Linked DNA regions of Homo sapiens: region 2 is linked to region 1. Evidence: read pairs that join two places in POLR2A ChIA-PET (ENCODE). Cell type or tissue: K562. All regions are shown on one strand. Each heading gives the region's core, and the rest is flanking DNA. Links, peaks and the distances in the headings are about the cores only.

Region 1 (6,758 bases), core at 1,069-6,068:
AATTTTGAAGACCAAAGGGGTTGCTAGCTTACTAGGCTGCCTAGACAGGGGTGGGTATGAGGGGAAGAAAGCCTGCTTCTTTCATCAACAGCATATCCAGAAACAAAGGACATTTAAACACTAAAAAAGTCAGAAGGACAAATTCTCAGAAAAAAAGGACAGTCCTTTAAATGGGTTACATTTAGCTTTATAAAATGCCCTCCTGTATTGTCCTAATCTTTCTTTGCCAAGGTCAAGTGCTTGGGTGCCATTGGATTATAAGCCCCTGGGTTTCTGAACGGTGGGGGAGGGAACCACAGGAACAAGGGTTAGGGGTGAGGAAAAAGAACTCATTAACCTTGGGCCCTGGGTGGAAGTTAATTATCATGTCTTGCCCTGTGGGTGGGTTGAAGTAGGAACGTTAATTCCAAAGGCAGTTTTCCAAATTTTTGAACTTGAGATTTGTAATATTATCTTGCCAGTTAGCCACCAGTTCTCTTCTCTTTTTTCTTTTCTTTTCTTACAGTCTCGCTGTCACCCAGGCTGCAGTGTAATGGCGCAATCTTGGCTCACTGCAACCTCCGCCTCCCAGGTTCAAGCGATTCTTGTGCCTCAGCCTCCCGAGTAGCTGGGACCACAGGTGTGCACCACCACACCTGACTAATTTTTGTATTTTTAATAGAGATGGGGCTTCACCATGTTGGCCATGCTGGTCTCAAACTCCTGGCCTCAAATGATCCACCCACCTTGGCCTCCCAAAGTGTTGGGATTACAGGCATGGGCCACTGCACCTGGCCAACTGCCAGTTTTCTAGTAATGGTTAGGTTGATATTTTAGATTCATTTTTAGAGTTTATTATCATTTTGCTGTTATCATAAGAGAAGTTCCATCATGTCAATAACTTGTATTAGGAAAGACATCTTCCATTCCCGGTATATCCAACTCTCATTCGTATAACTGAAGGCTGTGTGTATATCATCAACAATTCTTGCCCTTTTGCCCTTGGATTGCATTATATGCTGTGTGCTTTTTTTTTTTTTTTAAATTAGTAAAGCGTTTGCATTTCCTGACAGTGTGCCACTTGACAGCTGGTTTAAGTGCCTGGGAGAATAGTAATCAGTGGCAAATCAGCTTGTGTCTGAAATGTGGCTGTTGGCAGTCTACTTGAGGATAATTGAAAGTTTGCTGTATTCGTTTTATTGATGGGATTCTAGGTGAATGCCAAACTCCCGATTGGGACCCCAGATTACATGGCTCCTGAAGTGCTGACTGTGATGAACGGGGATGGAAAAGGCACCTACGGCCTGGACTGTGACTGGTGGTCAGTGGGCGTGATTGCCTATGAGATGATTTATGGGAGATCCCCCTTCGCAGAGGGAACCTCTGCCAGAACCTTCAATAACATTATGAATTTCCAGGTAAAGAGTCCTTAGAAGATTTCGAAGTCACATTGAGAAACGTTATTTAAAAATTGTGCGAATGAGGCTGGGCGTGGTGGCTCATGCCTGTAATCCCGGCACTTTGGGAGGCCGAGGTGGGTGGATCACGAGGTCAGGAGATCGAGACCATCCTGGCTAACATGGTGAAACCCCATCTCTACTAAAAAATACAAAAAAATTAGCCAGTTGTGGTGGTGGGCGCCTGTAGTCCCAGCTACTCTGGAGGCTGAGGCAGGAGAATGGCATGAACCCGGGAGGCGGAGCTTACAGTGAGCCAAGATCGCGCCGCTGTACTACAGCAGCCTGGGCAACGGAGTGAGACTCCGTCTAAAAAACAAAACAAAACAAAACAAAAAACCAAAAAATTGTGTGAATGAATGTTTCTAGAATGTTGTTTAAAAATTGTGTTCATGAATATTTTATACGTATTGTGTGAATGAATGTTTATAGAATGTTAGATGTTATTTAAAAATTGTGTGAATGAGTGTTTCAGCAGTGGTGGAAAATAATAATAGCAAATACTTATATGGCACTTAACTCTGTGCCAAAGGCTATTCTAAACATTTTATTAATTGTATTTCACGGAATCTCAGCTGCCAGTAATGATAAGACTACACCATTATTTTATGTACTGCTACGGAAGAAAAACTGTTGCCAATGAGTCTATGATATTTTTATTGATTATAGAATGCATCTTGATTTCAGTGCTGTTAACTGTGAATAACTGTGAGTCTTAGAATTGAGGAGATATAGTTTAGTCAGTTAGTTAATCTTCAAACAACCTTGTGAGGTAAGTATTATTATTTTCATTTATAGATGAGGAAACCAAAGCACTGAAGGTGAAGTAACTGGCCTGAAATAACACAGGCAGTCTGGCCCTGAAGTCCATGCTCTTGATTTTTCGATATACTCCTTCTTAGTACTAACTGTTGAATATGGTATTACAATTGAATGAGGAAATGAATTAGAAATACAATTACATATAGATATGTGTTTTACTGTATATATATATATATATATATATATATATATATACAGTAAAACTATTTTCTAATAACTGTGCTTTCTACTACATTAAGCCTATTTTTTTTTTTTTTTTTTTTTTGAGATGGAGTCTTGCTCTGTTACCCAGGCTGGAGTGCAGTGGCACAATATCGGCTCACTGCAACCCTGCCTCCTGGGTTCAAGCGATTTTCCTGCCTCAGCCTCCTGAGTAGCTGGGATCACGGGTGCCCACCACCATGCCTGGCTAATTTTTGTATTTTTAGTAGAGATGGGGTTTCACCATGTTGGCTAGGCTGGTCTTGAACTCTTGACCTTAGGTGATCCGCCTGCCTCGGCCTCCCAAAGTATTGGGATTACAGGCATGAGCCACTGTGCCTAGCCTGTGAAGCTCATTTCTTAAGGCTCTGATAAATGTATATGTTTTAGTTTCAACCAAAAGGAAAAGGAACGTATTTCCTAGATTTTTGTATCTCACCTAATTTTCATCTTTCTGGAATGCTTAATACATATTTTTATGTACATACATTATTTGTTATTCTTGAGCCTCCTCTTGAGTGAAAATTTCCCCTTAGATGACTCTTGGAGCTAATTTATTTCCTTCCCTTTAGCTCACTCACTCATTCAATCATTCAATAACGAGTGCGTTATCATACCAGGTACTGTTAGGTAGCAGGTTTACAGGGATGAGCAGAAGAAGCAGGCCCTCTCTGCCTTCTTTCTTTTTCATCACACTGAAATCACAGCGCATTGTGTGTGTGCAAAAGTAGAGTGCAGAGGGAACATGCAGAAAGGAGTTATAGGATAGAAAAGGTAGCCAAGGAAAGCAGCAAGAACAGCATGATTTGTTCAGGGATCTTTAAATAGCTCATCATTGTTGGACAGCAAAGGGAGAGATGGGGAATGTGGCAAGATGAGATGAGAAGGGGAGCCGGGGTCAAGCCATGGAGGACGCTGAACCCCTACAAAGGAACTAAGCCTATTGATGTGAACAGGCCACTTATTTTGGGAACACGCCTTTGGTCCAAAGGGAAGAGGGCACGAAACTTCCTTCTCTAAAAAACAAAAAAAAAGAAACTTGCATATATGAGAAATACTTTCTTCACTTTGCAGCATGAGAAACGGAATCCCTACTAAGGAAATAATTCTCTTATTTTTTTTGGAACAGCGGTTTTTGAAATTTCCAGATGACCCCAAAGTGAGCAGTGACTTTCTTGATCTGATTCAAAGCTTGTTGTGCGGCCAGAAAGAGAGACTGAAGTTTGAAGGTCTTTGCTGCCATCCTTTCTTCTCTAAAATTGACTGGAACAACATTCGTAACTGTAAGTAGGGCTGTTTTCCTTAATTTGGGATGTTGGGATTATGAAACACTCAAGAGAGATCTGAGATTGTTCTGGCCCAAAGAAGCTTCTGTAAATTACATAAATAAAGGCTTTAATTATCTACAGGAGTAGTAAAGGCTAATGATGTAGCTGTCTTTGAGTAATAATTCTGCCTTAAAATTGTTTGTGTAGAACTGGGTCATTTATCAAACTCTGTGTTTATGTGGCCTTTAGAATATTATCCCTCAGTAAGTTAGAGGCACAGATTAATGGAGTTTGAAGGTTGTCACTTGGTTTGACACAGTTTCTTCCAAAAAAGTGGATCTAGGTATTTCATTCACATATCAGGAAAAAGACTCAGATTAGGCAACATGCCCAGGTTGTTCTGCTAATGGCTGAGTTTAAACAAAAACCATAAACACCTCCCTGTGTTTATTCATTTGTTTCCCTCGATAATATTTGTCTTTGCTCACAAGCATGTAAAACCTATAATGTATATGCACAGTAGATTCATTCATACATCACTTTTTATAATCAGTTAGTGCAAACTGAATGAATTCATTAAAAACAAAGACCTGGTTTATTATCAACAGAAACCACACAATGCTCTTTTTTCTTTTACCAGTTGGTGATCTTTTAAAAATCCTTTTAATTCTTGGATGTGTTGTTGATTGAATGTGTTCTACTGAATGATCAGCACGGATTAGAGCCAGTAGGAAAGCAGTTATCCTGTTTGAGTATGTGTTTTGTTTTTGGTGATGGAGGGAGGTTGGGAAATGGAATCTGTTTCTAGGTGTCAAAACCAGGCTTCTGATTGGAGATGTGTTATAATTATAATTGCTTGCACCTTCAGCTAGGACATAGTATGGTAAAAAATCAGTATTGTCCAGTTGTAAACCATTTTGATGGTTTCTCTAACCTTCTGCTGAAATATTTAAGTAGGTCGCATTTCCATAAATCTTTCTTGGCAAATGTTTTTATTATTCGGGTGGCCACATTGCTTTATTTTTCTAAATAAATAGACATCTCCCCCCAAATCTCCAAGGTTCAGACCTTCTAATCAGTAATATATTTTCAGGGCATTCTTCCTTTTATGCTTTTAGAAAGATGTAATAGACTTTCTTTTAGATGCTGTTCAAGTACTTAATCTTTTCTTGTCTTGCCTTTTTATCTCTGTAATCTTCTTGAATAAGCAGTTAATTTTTTTTATTCATGAACCTGCTGATCATGTCTAAGAATGTATCTCCACTTAAGTAAGTCAGTGAATGGTGATTACCTGAGTAGAGTTAAAGTAGTCCCCCACCCTCCTATCTGTGGCACATATGTTCCAAGTCTCCCAGTGGATGTGTGAAACTGATGATAGTACTGAAACCCATCTACCTTTTTTCCTGTGCATACATACCTATGTTATATAAAGCTTAACTTATAAATTAGGCATAATATATTTGACTCCCAGCTCCCAGTGTAGTGGCTCTGAAGACTCACAAAATGTATTTGCTTTAAAAAATTCTTTTTTTTTTTTTTGAGACGGAGTTTTGCTCTTGTTGCCCAGGCTGGAGTGCAGTGGTGCGACCTCAGCTCACTGCAACCTCCGCCTCTTGGGTTCAAGCGATTCTCCTGCCTCAGCCTCCCAAGTAGCTGGGATTATAGGCATGCACCACCACACCCAGCTAATTTTCTATTTTTCGTAGAAACAGGGTTTTTCCATGTTGGTCAGGCTGATCTTGAACTCCTGACCTCAGGTGATCTGCCTGCCTCGGCCTTCCAAAGTGCTGGGATTACAGGTGTGAGCCACCACGCCTGGCCAAAAAATTCTTTTAATTTAAGTAAATCTTTATTTATTTACTTTTGAGACAGAGTCTCACTCTGTGGGCCAGGCAGGAATGCAGTGGTGTGATCACGGCTCACTGCAGCCTCGACCTCCCATGCTCAAGCAGTCCTCCCACCTCAGCCTCCTAAGTAGCTAGGACTACAGGTGTGTGCCATCACACTCTGCTAATTTTTTTGTATTTGTAGAGACGCGGTTTCACCAGGTTGCCCAGGCTGGTCTTGAACTCCTGAGCTCAAGTGATCCTCCTGCTTTGGCCTCCCAAAATACTGGGATTACAGGCGTGAGCCATTGCACCCAGCCCTAATTTTAATAAATCTTTTATTTTGGAATAGTATTAGATTTATAGAAAAGTTGCAAAGATAGTATGGAAGAGTTCCCACATACCCTTCACCCAGTTTTCCCCAACGTTAACTCTTTTTTATATTTATTTATTTATTTTTTGAGACACAGTCTTCCCGTCGCCCAGGCTGGAGTGTGGTGGCACGATCTCGGCTCACTGCAACCTCCGCCTCCTGGGTTCAAGTGATTCTTCTGCCTCAGCCTCCGAGTAGCTGGGACCACAGGTGTGCGCCACCATGCCCGGCTACTTTTTGTATTTTCAGTAGAGACAGGGTTTCACCATGTTGGTCAGGCTGATCTCAAGCTCCTGACCTCAGGTGATCTGCCTACCTTAGCCTCCCAAAGTGCTGGGATTACAGACATGAGCCACCGCACCCAGCCCCCAGTGTTAACTCTTACATAACAGTGTCACTGTCTAAGTGTTTGAAAAACTATTTGTCAAAACTAATATTGGTACATTATTGTTAACTACACTTCAGACTTTTTTTGGATTTTACCAATTCTCCCACTCATGTCCCTTTTCTGTTTCAGGAATCAATCCGTGGTACCATATTGCAGTTAGGGTGTTTATATTTGATGGGACTGGTCCTAGTTTAGATACTTAGTGTAGCTCAGCCAGCAGGTGGGATCTTCATGCCCACCGAGGATTGGTATTGTGTTTTCCTGGTGGTTTTATGGCATTTCCGACTATGCAGAGAGGCATGGTATTAACTTCAGTGTCTCCTAGCAAATTTTCCTGTTTTTCACCAACCTCTGATCCCTGCATTATTTGCAATCAACTCAGAGATTTGTGATTGAAAACATTGCTTGACTCCATGCTCTTTAAGCTATTTTCTAACTAGGTAA
Region 2 (6,758 bases), core at 773-5,772, 88 kb before region 1:
GCATACAACTGACTCACTCTGCAAGATGCACACCAAAGTCTTTTTTTCATTTCTGTGGAGAATGGGGTCTTGCTATGTTGTCCAGGCTGGACTCAAACTCCTGGGCTCAAGCTATCCTTTTGCCTCTGCATCTCTCAGTGTTGGGATTACAAGTGTGAGCCAATGCACCCCGCCCAAAGTTTTTACCTAACAAATAGGTCCTGTTCTGCAGAAGTCAGTGCCAGGGTCTTGGGTGGGGAATAATTTTTGATGCCAAACTGAAATAATTGGAAGCATCAGAATCTAGTCTTAAAGAGTTTATTCAAGCGAAGAGCTGGGAATAGCCAATCTGGGAGACAGACTCCAGAGAAATGAGGTGAGAGTTCCGAAGTTGAAAGTTAAGTTCTTGGTTATAAGCAGAAAACAGAGTCTAGTAGAATGGTAACATTTTCTACATAAGCCTGGTTTATGAGTTACAACAATTTAATTAGTTACAGTTTGTTTTCTTTTCCTTAAGGCTTGTTTTCTTTTCTTTACAGCTGGCTTGCATTTCCTTTCCAATTTAAAAGAGTATATTTAGCATTCCATCTTAAGACAATGTGATAGCTATGAAATCTTTGTGTGAGAAGGGTAAGCAGGAAGTTAATCTATAATGAAAATCAACAGTAAAGAGGCAAGGGGTCTTCTCTGGTGCCCTTTAGTCATTTGCAACATTTTACAAACAACATAGTTTAGGAAGATGGCTAATCTGGCTAGGCACTGGGGCGCGGTGGTTCACACCTGTAATCCCAGCACTTTGGGAGGCTGAGGTGGGCAGATCACAAGGTCAGGAGATCAAGACCATCCTGGCCAACATGGTAAAACCCCATCTCTACAAAAGTTAGCTGGATGTGGTGGTGTGCGCCTGTAGTCCCAGCTACTTGGGAGGCTGAGGCAGGAGAATCACTTGAATCCATGAGGCAGAGGTTGCAGTGAGCTGAGATTGCATCACTGCACTCCAGCCTGGTGACAGAGTGAGATTCCGTCTCAAAAACAAAACAAAAAGGCCGGGCCCGGTGGCTCATGCCTGTAATCCCAGCACTTTGGGAGGCCAAGGCGGGTGGATCACGAGGTTTGGAGATCCAGACCATCCTGGCTAACACGGTGAAACCCTGTCTCTACTAAAAATACAAAAAATTAGCTGGGCATGGTGGCAGGCGCCTGCAGTCCCAGCTACTCAGGAGGCTGAGGCAGGAGAATGGCGTGAACCTGGGAGGCGGAGCTTGCAGTGAGCTGAGATCGTGCTACTACACTCCAGCCTGGGTGACAAAGCGAGACTGTCTCAAAAAAAAAAAGGAAAAAAACTAAAAAAAACAAAAACAAAAACAAAAAAAGAAGATGGCTAATTTATAATCAGAGAAACAAAGGTTACAGCTGTCTAGGTTACAGCTGCCTATCACATGACTCAGTCCCCATAATCACATTCCTTTAAGGCTCAAAATAGAGTTTCAATGGCTTAGATTTTGAATTACTTATTTTTACATTTTGTATATAATGGATAGAGTGTAATCCTCATTTCTTTCCCATACCACAGTATGCATTTCACCCAAGATAACCACTGATACATTTTATATATATTTCCCTAACTTTTCCCAAGCATATGTCAATAGATCTTTATCTTATTTGTATGGGATGGCACTGTACATCCCATAAGATACCTTGGCATATGTATCTTAGATATTTTTCTTTGTACACACAGAGTCATTATTTATTTATTTATTTATTGAGATAGAGTCTTGCTCTGTTGCCCAGGCTGGAGTACAATGGCATGATCTTGGCCCAGTTATTATTATGATGTTAGGAAAAGTTTTTTACTGTAAGGCAAATTTCTAGAGGAAGAATTGTTGGGACAAAAGGTTAAAACATTTCTTATTTTCATAGATGTTGCCAAATTCCTCTCCAAAAAGGTTTCTGCCGATTTCAGTTTCTACCAACAGTGTATGATAAGAATTAAAATATATATATATTTTTTAGGCCAGGTGTAGTGGCTGAGCCTGTGATCCCAGCCTTTTGGGAAGCTAAACAGAAGGATTGAGGCCAGGAGTTTGCGACAAGCCTGTACAACAAAGTGAGACCCCATCTCTAAAAAAATATTTTAAAAATGAGCTTCTAGATAAGATTTAATGTTCTAATTGTTGTTGGCAACCATAGCTGAGACTTAGTAGTGATGATGATTGATTTCCTCATGAGCCTTTTGTTCTCTTTCCCTGGTACCTTTATTTACATCATTATCTCTAAGTACATCCCACCAAGCCTTCCAGATTTATTATAACAGTACATCCCAACAAGTCTTCCAGATTTATTACAAATACCACCTCTAGCCCAGTGGCTTTCAACTGGGGACAACTGGAAATATTTGAAGACCCCTTTGGTTGTCAGAACCAGAGGTAAAGGGTATTGCTGGCATCTAGTGGGTGGAGGCCAGGGATGTTGCTAAGCATCCCACAATGTGCAGGACAGCACCACAAGAAAGAATTATGCAGCTGAAAATGTCAAAAGTGCTAAGGTTGAGAAACCCTGCTACAATTTTTTTTTTAATAGAGATAGAACCTCGCTATGTTGCCCAGGCTAGTCTCAAGTTGATTTATCCTTTCTCTACACACTTGATGCTTACTGTCCCTTCTTCAGTTTTGGCACATAATAAATTGCTTTATATCATCGCTCACTCTCTGTGTCCGTTGAGATTCTTTTGTTGGAAGTGATAGGAATTTCAACTTGAATACATTTAAACAGTAAATTGAGCTTATTGGCTCGCATAACTGAGTTTCTGAGGTCATGCTGATTTCAAGTGAAGCTTGAGCCAATGACTCCAATGATGTCAGTGAGGACCCAGTTCTTTTTTTTTTCCTATTAGTTGTGGTCAGTTTCATCCTAAAGTCCTCCTTTTCCACCTACTTGTGCTATGAGTAAAGCAGATCAAGTTTCATATCCTTATATTTTACTGTCCAGAGCTTCATAGTAGCCACTAGTCACACGTGGCTCTTGAGAAATCTGTTTAGGTCTGATTTGAGATGTGCTGAAGGTATAAAATACACATGTCAGATTTCAAAGACTCACTATGAAAAAAAAGAATGTAAAATATTGATTTTTTTCTACTATTGACACACTGAAATGATAATATTTTGGTTATATTGGATTAAATAAAACATATTATTAAAATTAATTTCACCTTTTCCTTTTCCTTTTTAAGCTGCAGCCAATAGAAAATTGAAATCTCAATATGAAGCTCACATTATATTTCTATTGGATAGCACTAGTGTAAGAGAAGAACCTCTTCTGAAATCTTCCTCAAGAGAGAGGAGACTTTTCTTTCCCAAAGACCACAGTAAGCATCTCCTTACCTATCGTTGACTTTGGTTGGGTTTCTGCTTCAATTGTGAACCAATCATCATAGGGAAAATGTACGGGATAAGTTGATTGGCTGATGCTGGATACAGGCCCACCCCTGGAGGAGGAGTTGGATCAATATTGCCTAAAGTTTATGGCTGAGAAGATGAGGACTGAGAAGATGAGGGAGGGAGGGAGGGGGGTTTCACACAGGATTTTTTTTTTTGAGATGAGTCTCTATCTGTTGCCCAGGCTAGAGTGCAGTGGCACGATCTTGGCTCACTGCAACCTCCACCTCCCGGGTTCAAGTGATTCTCCTGCCTCAGCCTCCTGAGTAGCTGGGACTACAGGCTTGCGCCACCATGCCCGGCTAATTTTTGTATTTTTAGTAGAGACGGGGTTTCACCATGTTGGCCAGGCTGGTCTTGAACTCCCGACCTCAGGCGATCTGCCCACCTCCGCCTCCCAAAGTGCTAGGATTACAGGCGTGAGCCACTGCACTGGGCCCACACAGGATATTTTGGATTCTGTTTCAGAAGGTAGGGTAAGGGACGTTGACTCTCAGCTCTTAGCTTATGCTCTCAGTTGCAAGTAATTTATAAAAAAAAAATTTGTTATTACACAAATGACATATGCGGATTATTTATAACTTTAAGAGCTGTCCACTGTGCCCTTTAGGTTGACAGTTCTCCCTTGGGTAAGACTTAAAGCAGTTTTCATCTGGATTGTATACATCTTGAGTACCATGCCTCATTATTCTTTGTGTCACAGTCCATGTCTGACACTGTGCTTTGGCCCATGGTGCTAATGAACTGTAATGGTGATGACAGTGGCAATGGTGGGGATCTCCATGTACACAGTTACATTTCTAGAGATGGACGCACCTCCACTGGGAAGCATCCAAGCAATGCTCAGGGAGCTGTGCCCACCAGAGCAGCAGTGTGGATTCCTGGTATTTGGAGGGGAGGTAGACAATGGAAGGAGAAAGAGGGAGCAGATAAGAAAATACCATCATCCAAGATCGTCCTCAATTTGGGGTAAATGCTATACTGGAATTAAAGGATTCACGGCAGAGGATGGTCAGCCATGGGATGGAGATCTTGATGTTTAAGCTAAAGTGATGTTAGCAACCAGTTTGGACAGTGCAGAGGACAGACTGTAAGGTGGCCAAGGTGGTCCCCATGATCTTCATCTCCTGGTGTTCAGATCCTGTGTGATCCCTTTGCCTTGAGTGTGGGCAGGACCTGTGATTTGCTTCTAACCAGGTGACTATGGCAAAGATGATGGGTTATCACGTTACATAAGATTGTCGTGTGTGTCTTGCTGAGAGACTTTCTCCCTTGCAAGCTGCCATCTTGTGAGCTGCTCTGTGGACAGGGCCATGGGGCAAGGGAAACTGGGAGTGGCGTCCACTGACAGTGAGTAAGAAGCTACAGCTACAGCTTTCAAGGAACTGAATGTTGCCGGCAATCATGTGGGCTTAAAAGCAGATTCTTCCCCAGTCAGACCTTGGAATGAGATCCCACTGCCCTGGCTGGGACTTTGATTGCAGCTTTGCAGAGCACCTACCTAGGCTGTGCCTGGACTCCAGACTCACAGAAGCTATGAGATAATAAATGCAGGTCGTTTTATGCTGCTAAGTTTTGGCAGTATTGTTATATAGCAATAGATAATGAATACAGATAGATCTGGCTGGGAGTGGTGGCTCATGCCTGTAATCCCAGCACTTTGGGAGGCTGAGGTGGGAGAAGTGCTTGATCTCAGGAGTTCAAGACCAGCCGGGGCAACATAGCAAGACCCATCTCTTAAAAAAATTAAAAATTAGCCAGGCATGGTGGTGTGCACCTGTAGTCCCAGCTACTCAAGAGGCTGAGGTGGGAGGATGGCTTGAGCCTAGAAGCTCGAGGTTACAGTTAGCTATGATCATGCCACTGCACTCCAGCCTGGGAAACAGGATGAGGCCCTGTCTAAAAACAACGACAAACAGACAGACCTGAGTGATATGTCCATTTAATTTTCAGCAGGCATTCGGAGCAGCTTATAGGGTTGTTCTTGTTTTATTGACTAGTATCAGTGAATAGAGAGACACTTTAGTAGCTTAGAAAACACAAGACTCTCTCCATACATTATTTTATGATGGATAGACCCCAATTTCTGTCATTGATTGGCTGCCATAAATATTTCCAAAAAATGTTCAATCTTAATGATTTCTTGTTCCTTGAAGAATCTTAGTTACACAGAGTGAAAAACTGGTGGAGAATCTTAGGTGAATTACCCTTTTGTTAGTGCTAGAATTAGTTTTTACTTGGCAAAGGAAAGGGAGCTGGAAACTGTGCTCTTGAAGGCACAAAACCTGGATTTTCAAAGGCTGTTTTTTTAGACCCTGCTAATGGGGAACAGAGAGAAAACTGCCTTGGAAGGGCAATCATCTTCAAACCACACCACCCCTGAAGGAGAAATTTGATTCTAAAAATACACTACCAAGCACGCCAGTTGAAAGAGAAATGCCTAATGGTTGTGGAAAATCTTTATGCCCAGAGAAATTGGTCACATTAAGGTCCTGTCTTGCTTTTATCTGCTGTGAACACAATGTATGTTGATGCATCGACCCATTGTTCTCCCTTTTCAGGAGTTTCATCTTAGATAACAGCAAACTGTGGGAGTTCACAAAATCGATTCATTGCTGTTCTGTTATTTCCTGTTTAGCATGTGCTAGAATCTGCCCTACCATCTAAGGTTCACACATTTCTGCTTTTAAATTTTTAGAATTTATTTTGCCTTTTTTTTTTTGAGACAGGATCTCACCCTGTTGCCCAGGCTGGAGTGCAGTGGTGCGATCTCGGCTCACTGCAACCTCCCCCTCCAAGGTTCAAGCGATTCTCCTGCCTCAGCTCCCCGAGTAGCTGGGATTACAGACACCCACCAGCATGCCCGGCAAATTTTTGTATTTTTGGTAGAGATGGGGTTTCACCACGTTGGCCAGGCTGTTCTCGAACTCCTGACCTCAGGTGATTGACCTGCCTTGGCCTCCCAAAGTGCTGAGATCACAGGCATGAACCACCATGCCTGGCCTATTTAACTTTGTTTTTGTTTTACAGACAAGGTCTCGCTGTGTCACCCAGGCTGGAGTGCAGTGGCATGATCATAGCTCACTGCAGCCTTAAACTCCTGGGTTCATGCGCATGCGATCCTCCTGACTCAGCCTCATGAATACCTTAGACTACAGGTGTGTACCACTAGGCCTAGCTAATTAAAAAAATTTTTTTTTTTTTTTTGTAGAGATAGGGTCTTGCTGTGTTGCTCAAGGTGGTCTCAAACTCCCTGGCTCAAGTGATCCTCCCGCCTGGGCCCCCCAAAGCACTGGGATTACAGGTGTGAGCCACTGCAGCTGGTCCATGTTTTTATGCCATGAA

Evidence for each region. ChIA-PET counts read pairs that join two places held together with the same protein. Peaks named below come from ENCODE experiments on the same cell type or tissue, not always from the same donor. Only the 100,000 strongest peaks of a DNase experiment are listed, where the experiment ranks them.
Region 2: POLR2A ChIA-PET joins it to region 1 with 5 read pairs; 2 of 35 experiments call an interaction of 5 or more read pairs at or near these places.

The regions. Positions count from the first base shown.
Region 1 is chr12:119,819,804-119,826,561 of GRCh38, reverse strand. It overlaps CIT (citron rho-interacting serine/threonine kinase), which reads left to right. Exons shown (of 48, transcript NM_001206999.2): 8 at 1,194-1,397; 9 at 3,589-3,742. Among named protein-coding and RNA genes, the nearest start is that of CIT, 54 kb to the left of the region's middle. In K562, for the core only: no CTCF peak of the experiment used is centred there; no DNase peak of the experiment used is centred there.
Region 2 is chr12:119,907,479-119,914,236 of GRCh38, reverse strand. No RefSeq gene overlaps it. Among named protein-coding and RNA genes, the nearest start is that of CIT, 34 kb to the right of the region's middle. In K562, for the core only: no CTCF peak of the experiment used is centred there; a DNase peak (open chromatin) is centred at 3,436; H3K27me3 peaks cover 456 bases.